Regions from separate parts of the Mus musculus genome. Here regions 2 and 3 are each linked to region 1. A link is a loop called in an ENCODE intact Hi-C map of the cell type or tissue named here. Cell type or tissue: left cerebral cortex. All regions are shown on one strand. Region 1 overlaps Gm31075 (a long non-coding RNA gene). Region 2 overlaps Tmem117 (transmembrane protein 117). Region 3 overlaps Tmem117 (transmembrane protein 117).

Region 1 (2,500 bases):
CCAGGCATAGGTGGTTAATACCTTTAAGTATAAGGCTTAAAGGCAAATTATGACAAAACCAAACCAAAACAACAAAATAATTGTATATTTAACAAGTAAAACGTGGGGTGAAGTAATAATGAAATCCTTTCAAACAAAGATGATGGGCAAAGAAATGCTGAGCAGATGCAACCTCAGAAAGCAGGTCTGTCCGTACTTAAATCAGACAGTGGAATTCCATCACGGGGTCTTCACTAGGGTAGGAGGAACAGAATGGGAGCCAATGCTAACTTCTAGAGGATGGTAAACTGTGATTTTCCAGAGTTAATTAACAACCTTGAGTTCTTTATTCAGGAATTACTGTGAACCAAACCAGAATAGTAGTAAACCTTTAACAGCCAAATCATGGTAAAAGCCCTTTAAATGAAGATAAGAGAAATCTCAGAGGCCGCCGAAGGAAGCAGGGCCACGTTAATACAGCTGAGAAACGACAGAAGCCAGAGGCAGAAACCTGGAACAGGTACACTAGAATCTTTCACAAAACTAGAATGTAAAACTGTTAGGGTTAGAAGAAAATAAACATTTTTATTATTGCTCAAAAAGTCAACTTATCAAGAACAGTAAACACACTCGGCCCCCAGAAAATGCGTAAGAAACTAGATTGACAAGCCACAGTAGGAAAATGATCTAAATGCAGATGCCATCACTCAAGGCTGTAAGCAAGGGAGCACTGAGTTCATGGGAGGTGTTCCAGAAGGAGCAGCTACTGGTGCCACAGGCAGAAAGCCCTACTGACCAGGAGCAGCTGCTGGAAGCGGAAGTGCTGTCCGGTAAGGCTGCATCCGCGCTCCTCACTGCCGCTTCAGCCTGAGCGGGCTTTGACATCTGGGCGATCAGTATGGTAGCAGCTTAGATTTTTTTTGTTTTTGCCTTTGTTTCTCACTGTATAGCAAGCTGGCATCCAGGCTTCAAAAATGCTATGTACTGCCTTAAACCAGGCTTTAAGACTGTGCACTGTAAATCAGCCATCTGCTTCCTTGTGAGTCTGATTGAAAGTTATGAGATTTGTACACACACACACACACACACACACACACACACACGGAGAGATAGACAGGAAGAGAGGCAGAGAGACAGAGACAGAGGATGATACACACATACATAGACAGAGAGACAAAGAGACACACACAGAGGAAGTTGCGGATACAGAGAAAGAGAGAGAAACAGACACATAGACACACAGAGAATGATACACACACACAAGCGTAGGCAGAGAGACAAAGAGACACACGGAAAGAAAGTCACAGACACACAGAGAATACATACACACACACAGATTCAGAGAGAGAGAGAGAGGGAGAGAGAGAGAGAGAGAGAGAGAGAGAGAGAGAGAGAGAGAGAGAGAATTGTCTTCCCTCTCCCTTCAAGCAACATGAAGACTGGGGAAATCCAACCTATAAATGAGTAGGAGACCAACTTGAGTACAACAGAAAAGAATGGTGGAAGAGAAAAAAAAGATGAGATAGAAAATGTAAAGCATGCCAAAGAGTTAAAAATAACTACAGCATGTTTTCATAAAGAATTCAAAGGCACTGATTTAAATGCAGGGCGAGAAAAACTCAGGGTTTTACTTCATTTCATGTTCAGAGCTAGCATTGCTGCAAAGCAACAGTAGCATTCCTCTGTGGGTTCTGCGAGTCGGAACATCACATGCATTTCCACCCTTGCATATAAGAATGGTTTAGATTGACTTGAAGTTATGATTTAACCACACAAAGACATGGAAGATGAAAACGTGACAAGCACAGGGGTTCTGGGGAGGCCGCTCTGGGGGAGTGAGTTGGCTCAATGCTGTGAGGTGTGGCATTTGCATTCTCTACTGAGCAAGCCTGCAGTAAGTGGGCATCTCTTTGGAGCAAATGCAAACACGGAGCTCTGGCTGTCTTCCCAAACCCGCCACGCTGATCCAACCCAGTGGGATAAAAAGTTAAGACAAGCTGCAGAGTCTTACACAGTGCCCTGAAGTGTCTCCTGAAAATGACGAGGCAGAAACCAAAGCACAAAGAGGAAGAATTCAGAAAGGCATGAAGCAGAATTACTCTATCCATTGATCACTTTTCTGAGCCAGGCTAACACAGTCAGACCCACTTACTCCAGCATTCCATCGTCTCTATCTGCCCAGGAAGAATAGGGATGGAAAACAGAAATCAGAAGAGTCCAGCAACACTCTCATTACCTGTCTGTGTGTTTACCCAGAGAAGAAGGGATTAATAACCCAGTTTAATTAACAAGGCAGCTTTGTTTTTAAAGTATGTATTCTGGTGAATGCATGTATGTATGTGTGTGTGTGGATATGCATGTGGGCATTGTAAGTGTGTACATGTGGGTAAGTGTATTCATGCCTGTGTGTATTTATATGTACCCAAACATGCTTCTGTGCACACATATATGCTCAATGTGGTATATGCAACTTTGTATGTGTATGCCTGTGAGTGTATGTATGTACATACAAATGCATGTG
Region 2 (2,500 bases), 220 kb before region 1:
TGGCAGACACTGCCTCTCCCGTCCTTGACTCCCTGCTAGGATTGTATCCCCAAAGGAGCAATAAGTTAGAATTATATTTGCTAGTAACATCAGATTTTGAATTTTTTCTCTATAAAAATTCTATCATGGCCAGAATTTCCAATGATATTGGAGCAAATTATATTACAGATTTCATTGCAAACTACTGTCCTGGGCACCCTAAAATTAAATCAGCAACTCCCAACTAGGTGCTGCGGAATACTCTCATTTCTAGTTCTACATCCTGAAACAGAATATCATGAAGGAGGATTTTATTGAACATTTCCTTTACAGAATAATAAGATATGTAATTTCCATGAGAAAATACCATACTTATCTTTTAAAGTAAAATATATAGAGTACACATTTCTGTTTGGAGCTTGGGCTGAAATTTTTTTCTGCTATAATCTTTTGACTGTTATTGCTGCAAGACATACTTTTGTTAATTTTCAATCTCTTTTAGAATAATCATGATCACTGGGTGGTGGTGGCACACGCCTTTAATCTCAGCACTTGGGAGGCAGAGACAGGCAGATTTCTGAGTTCAAGGCCAGTCTGATCTACAAAGTGAGTTTCAGGACAGCCAGGGCTATACAGAGAAACCCTGTCTCGAAAAAAACCAAACCAAAAAAAAAAAAAAAAAAAAAAAAAAGAATAATCATGATCTTATTTATTTAAAACAGACAGATTAGGGAAAGTTGGGACTATTAATACTTATTACCTTTTCGAAAAGATTAAACATAGTATAATATTTTGTGTTAGAATGTTAATTACCATTTTCTAGTAATTTCTTTATTTTTAGCTTAGCTTCTAATTTATTTCCACAAGTACTGTGCATTTTGAGTAGGCAAAAAGAAGCCATTTATGAGTAAAGTATGTCTATGGCATAATTTTTTTATATTTTTCATTATGTGCATGCATGTGTGTACACATGCATGCGTGTGCATATATGTGTGTACATGTGTGTGCAGATATTTGTGCACTTGTGTGCGCAAACCTGTGTGCCTGTGTATGTATGTGTGTTTGTGCATGTGTATATGTGTGTTCATGTATATGCGCATGTGTGTGCACATGCATATGTGTGTATGCATGTGTGTGTGTATGTGTGAGTCCATGTGTGCACGTACATGTGTGTGCATATGTGTGTGTTGCATGTGTGTGAGTAGATCCCTGCTATTTGCCCTTGCCTTGTTTGAGACAAGTCTCTTGTTCAGTGCTGTGTCTGCCAGGCTGCCTGATCTTTGAGCATCTGGAGATTCTCTTGTCTCTGTCTCTCACCTTCTGTTAGGAGTTCTAGGATTGGACAAACGGTGTCATCACGGTTCTGGGCATTCTGACTCAGGCCCTGTGCTTGTATAGCAAGTGTGTAACTGCTGAGCCACCCCAGTCCTGTGACATCCATTTTACCCTTGTCCACATAAAGCCTCCCAGAGCTTGCAGGAGTCTCCCACTCCTTCAGCATGTTTTGAAATTTCTGTGTTTGTGTGTTCACCTTGGCTTCAGTTCTTGTCATCAACTATACTGCCTATGACATATGAATAGGCAAATGTTTTGTAATGCCTGCTCTGCTTCTTTCAAGAGTTCCAAAAAGTGTAGTTCCTATAGCCGATTCATTTATACAATTATTTTCTCCCTCCCTCATGGCATATGGTGTGTATTCTAGAGTTATATTTTTAACATTAAGGCATCACTAGGGAAAAAAGATTAGAGTGTTTTGACATTTCCTTTATTTAAACTCTTACAGGAGAAAAATCAACCTTGTTAGATGAAAGATTCTATATTTATTTAAAGTCTTTGAAGAAACATTAAAGATGGGTTCAAAACATTGGTAATTACATTTTACCTTGGGAAGCTCTTCACAGTTCAAGAGACATTGTTCCTTTAAAGCTCTCAGTGAGAAGATCTGTTTCCTTGAGGATGCTACACAGACACTATCCACAAGCGGCTGGGATAGTAAGGCTAATATCACGATAACCAGCTGACTCCTTCAGATTTTACATTGACCTGCATTTCTTTGCATGGGAACCTCTTTCTGCACATAGGCGCTGAGTCCTTCACATATGTCCAAGGTAAGACAAGCAGTGTGTAAGGCACACTGATCACGGTCCAAGAGCCAATGGAAAAACACAAACAGTGGAAAACAAGTTCACTAACCTATACCGCTTAGGCATTATAAGGATAAAAATTTCAATATATTAGAATAAATAATCGTTGCTGAAGTTAACGCCACATTTTCTTTTTCACTTTAAAATATAGGACTTTGGGGAAATTAAGTCTTACATATGAGGCTCATGCTTTTGGCTAAACATCTTTGTTTTTCATATCAGCCATCTTGTTTATTTTGTGGTCTTCCCAGGTCTTTGCAGCCCCTCATCCCCTTCCCCTTCTTTTATCCCTTCCCTCCTCCTCTCTCCTCTCCTTCCCTTTTATATTCTTTTCTTTTCTTCTCATTTGTTCTTTTCCTTTCGGTTTTGGGATTGCT
Region 3 (2,500 bases), 420 kb before region 1:
GGATCTACCCAGGGGTGGTGTAGCTAGACCCTGGGCATTTGTGTTTTAAGTTTTTTGAGGACTGTCTGTGTTGAGCCTGCTGAGTTCTAATGCATCCTCAGGTGTTGAGGAGGCTCCTGCACTTGGGGCAGAAACTTAGAAACCACGAGCTTCCACTTAGCTTCCCATCCTTGCTGCTTTGGACAGCAAGAGGAGGTCTCCGAATGGTTCACGGTTGAAAGGCACCAAGCACCTGCCTTCCTCTGAGGCTGGCTTCACAGGCTCTGTCGGGTCTGTGTTTTATTTATTACCGGTTTTCATTATTCCTCCTTCGTGTGTATTTCTATGTGGGTTCCTTTCTTTTCCCTCATTTTCTTCATTCTCTTCCACTGGACTTTCCTCACAACCTTTACTTGTTGTTACTTTATTTTCCTAGATTCTGTAAGTTGCTGCGATAGCTATGAGGCGGCAGCATGACTTAACTAAGCTTCTGGTAAGGATACCTTGCATCTAAGCCCAAGAAGAGCATCCTTGGTCCTCGGTCTAGAGGATTCCTTGGTTTTCAGGCATCTGGGAGCATTGGCAGCTCATTTCAGAAAAAAGATGACTATAATGATAATTTATAAATGAGGAATTTGAAATCTTAGATGTAGATAGTGAAGTTATCATGGGATTTTGTTGTTGTTGTTGTTGTTTCCTCTTTGGCAGCTGTGTTTCTCTATGGACAGCTATGAGATCTGTCTGTGGAAGGCGCATCGTCCAAAGGCAGGGGTATGGATTAAAAAACGAACACTGGGATTAGGAGAGACTCATACATATTAATATTCGTAATTCATTTATTGATTCCTCAAGAACATATCACTTTCATGCCAGGAACTAACAGACTAACGTTGGCAGTTTAATAGACTAAAATGACATTTATGAATAGATTCTAGGTTTAAGGATCCCAAATCCTGCAGTTTTGAGATTCTCAAACAGGTGCGCCTCATTCTAATACCATGGAAGGGCTGTTTAAAGGATGTCTATTTGTGTTGAAAATGTAAACCACTAGAGGGCACTGTGGACAAACTTTTGTCCTTGTCGCTGTATTGGAGAAAGAACCTGCCAGAATTTAGTCAATTACCTATACCGTATGGCCCCTCTAGATTCATGTGTTTGAATGCTTGGTCCATAGGGAATGGCACTATCAGGAGGTGTGGCCTTTTTGGAGGAAGTGCGTCACTGTGTGGGTGGGCTTGGAGGGCTTAGATACAAGCTCAAGTCTGGCCAATGGGATCCAGTCTCCTCTTGGCTGCCTGTGAGATCCAGTCTCTTCCTGCTGCCTTCAGACCAAGATGTAGAACTCCCAGCACTCCTCCAGCACCATGTCTGCCTGGACTTTGCTATGTTTCCCACCATGATGATAATGGACTAAACCTCTGAAACTGTAAGCCAGCCCCAGTGAAATGTTTTCTTTACCAGAGTTACTCTGGTCATGGTGTGTCTACACCGCAATAAAAAACCTAAGACATCTGTACTGACCCAAATAATTGTTTGCAAAGTACTTCATAACACAGAAAGCAAAGTACTTTATAACTCAGAAAGTAGCAAATATATAGTATATATAGTATATATATATATAGTATATACAAATATATAGTATATATGTTCATAAGTCCTCAATATGCCATTATACAGTCCCCAATATAATTGTAGAACTCCATTTTTTTTTGCAGTGGGAAATTAACAATAATGATAACACATATAACCTTCCTAATATGGCTGTACAGCCCGTGTGGATCTGATATGGAGATTTTAGACTCCATACATGTATATCATTCATTCTCAGAAACATAAACAACAACAAAATACCCAGAAGACACCCCCCCCCCCCCACGGGGTTCACTTCCGGTTTTGGCAGGGACAGGGTTCATGAGTTCTGTCCCCAGGGCCCACTTGACAAATTGGCTTCCTGATGGCCGCTGCTCCACTTCTTCTGTGCTGTACTCTACCATTTCTTGATTCTTCCAAATTTCAACCCAGCCCATGGAGTTGTCCCTTATCCCCCTGCCCCAGGATGGCAAGCACAGTTTCTTATAATTACTGTCCACTGTCCAGCAGGAGCCTTCACTCTGACCATTCCTGTGGGAGCTGGCCTGTCCCCATGGTGCTGTAGAGTCTCTGTCTGCCTGCCTTGGAATGTGTCCCCAGGCTAACATCATCGTTACTTCAGAACCTTCACTGCTCGAGCCTGTATTTCAGCTGAGGATTTTAAACTATGTAGGAGAGAAAAATGTGAGTTAACAAGAGATGTGACAGGGAAGTGCATTTCAAATAAGCAGCCTAAAGCCCAGGGCTGGCGGGCTTAGGGGTGGGGCAGCATGTAGTAAGTAGCGCAGAGTGGCTCAGCTGGCAAAGGTACCTCCTGCAAAGCCTTAAGACTTGAGTTTGACCTCCAGGATCTACATAGCAGAAGGAGAGAAGTGAGTCCTATCAGTCATCCTCTGACCTCTTCACGCGTGTGGTGTCACACGCTCATAGA

Evidence for each region. Peaks named below come from ENCODE experiments on the same cell type or tissue, not always from the same donor. Only the 100,000 strongest peaks of a DNase experiment are listed, where the experiment ranks them.
Region 2: it touches region 1 in a loop (2.4-fold over the local background); 2 of 42 quality-filtered maps call a loop at or near these places.
Region 3: it touches region 1 in a loop (2.1-fold over the local background); 5 of 42 quality-filtered maps call a loop at or near these places.

Annotation. Positions count from the first base shown.
Region 1 is chr15:95,192,224-95,194,723 of GRCm38, forward strand. All of the region lies in intron 1 of Gm31075 (a long non-coding RNA gene), which reads right to left. Among named protein-coding and RNA genes, the nearest start is that of Gm31075, 10 kb to the right of the region's middle. In left cerebral cortex, no CTCF peak of the experiment used is centred here; DNase peaks (open chromatin) are centred at 964 and 1,879.
Region 2 is chr15:94,975,369-94,977,868 of GRCm38, forward strand. All of the region lies in intron 5 of Tmem117 (transmembrane protein 117), which reads left to right. Among named protein-coding and RNA genes, the nearest start is that of Gm23129, 11 kb to the right of the region's middle. In left cerebral cortex, no CTCF peak of the experiment used is centred here; a DNase peak (open chromatin) is centred at 1,514; H3K27ac peaks cover 877 bases.
Region 3 is chr15:94,768,287-94,770,786 of GRCm38, forward strand. The region is part of intron 3 of Tmem117 (transmembrane protein 117); the gene reads left to right. Among named protein-coding and RNA genes, the nearest start is that of Gm25546, 88 kb to the left of the region's middle. In left cerebral cortex, a CTCF peak has its summit at 1,024 (motif pointing right); DNase peaks (open chromatin) are centred at 1,151 and 2,318; H3K27ac peaks cover 663 bases.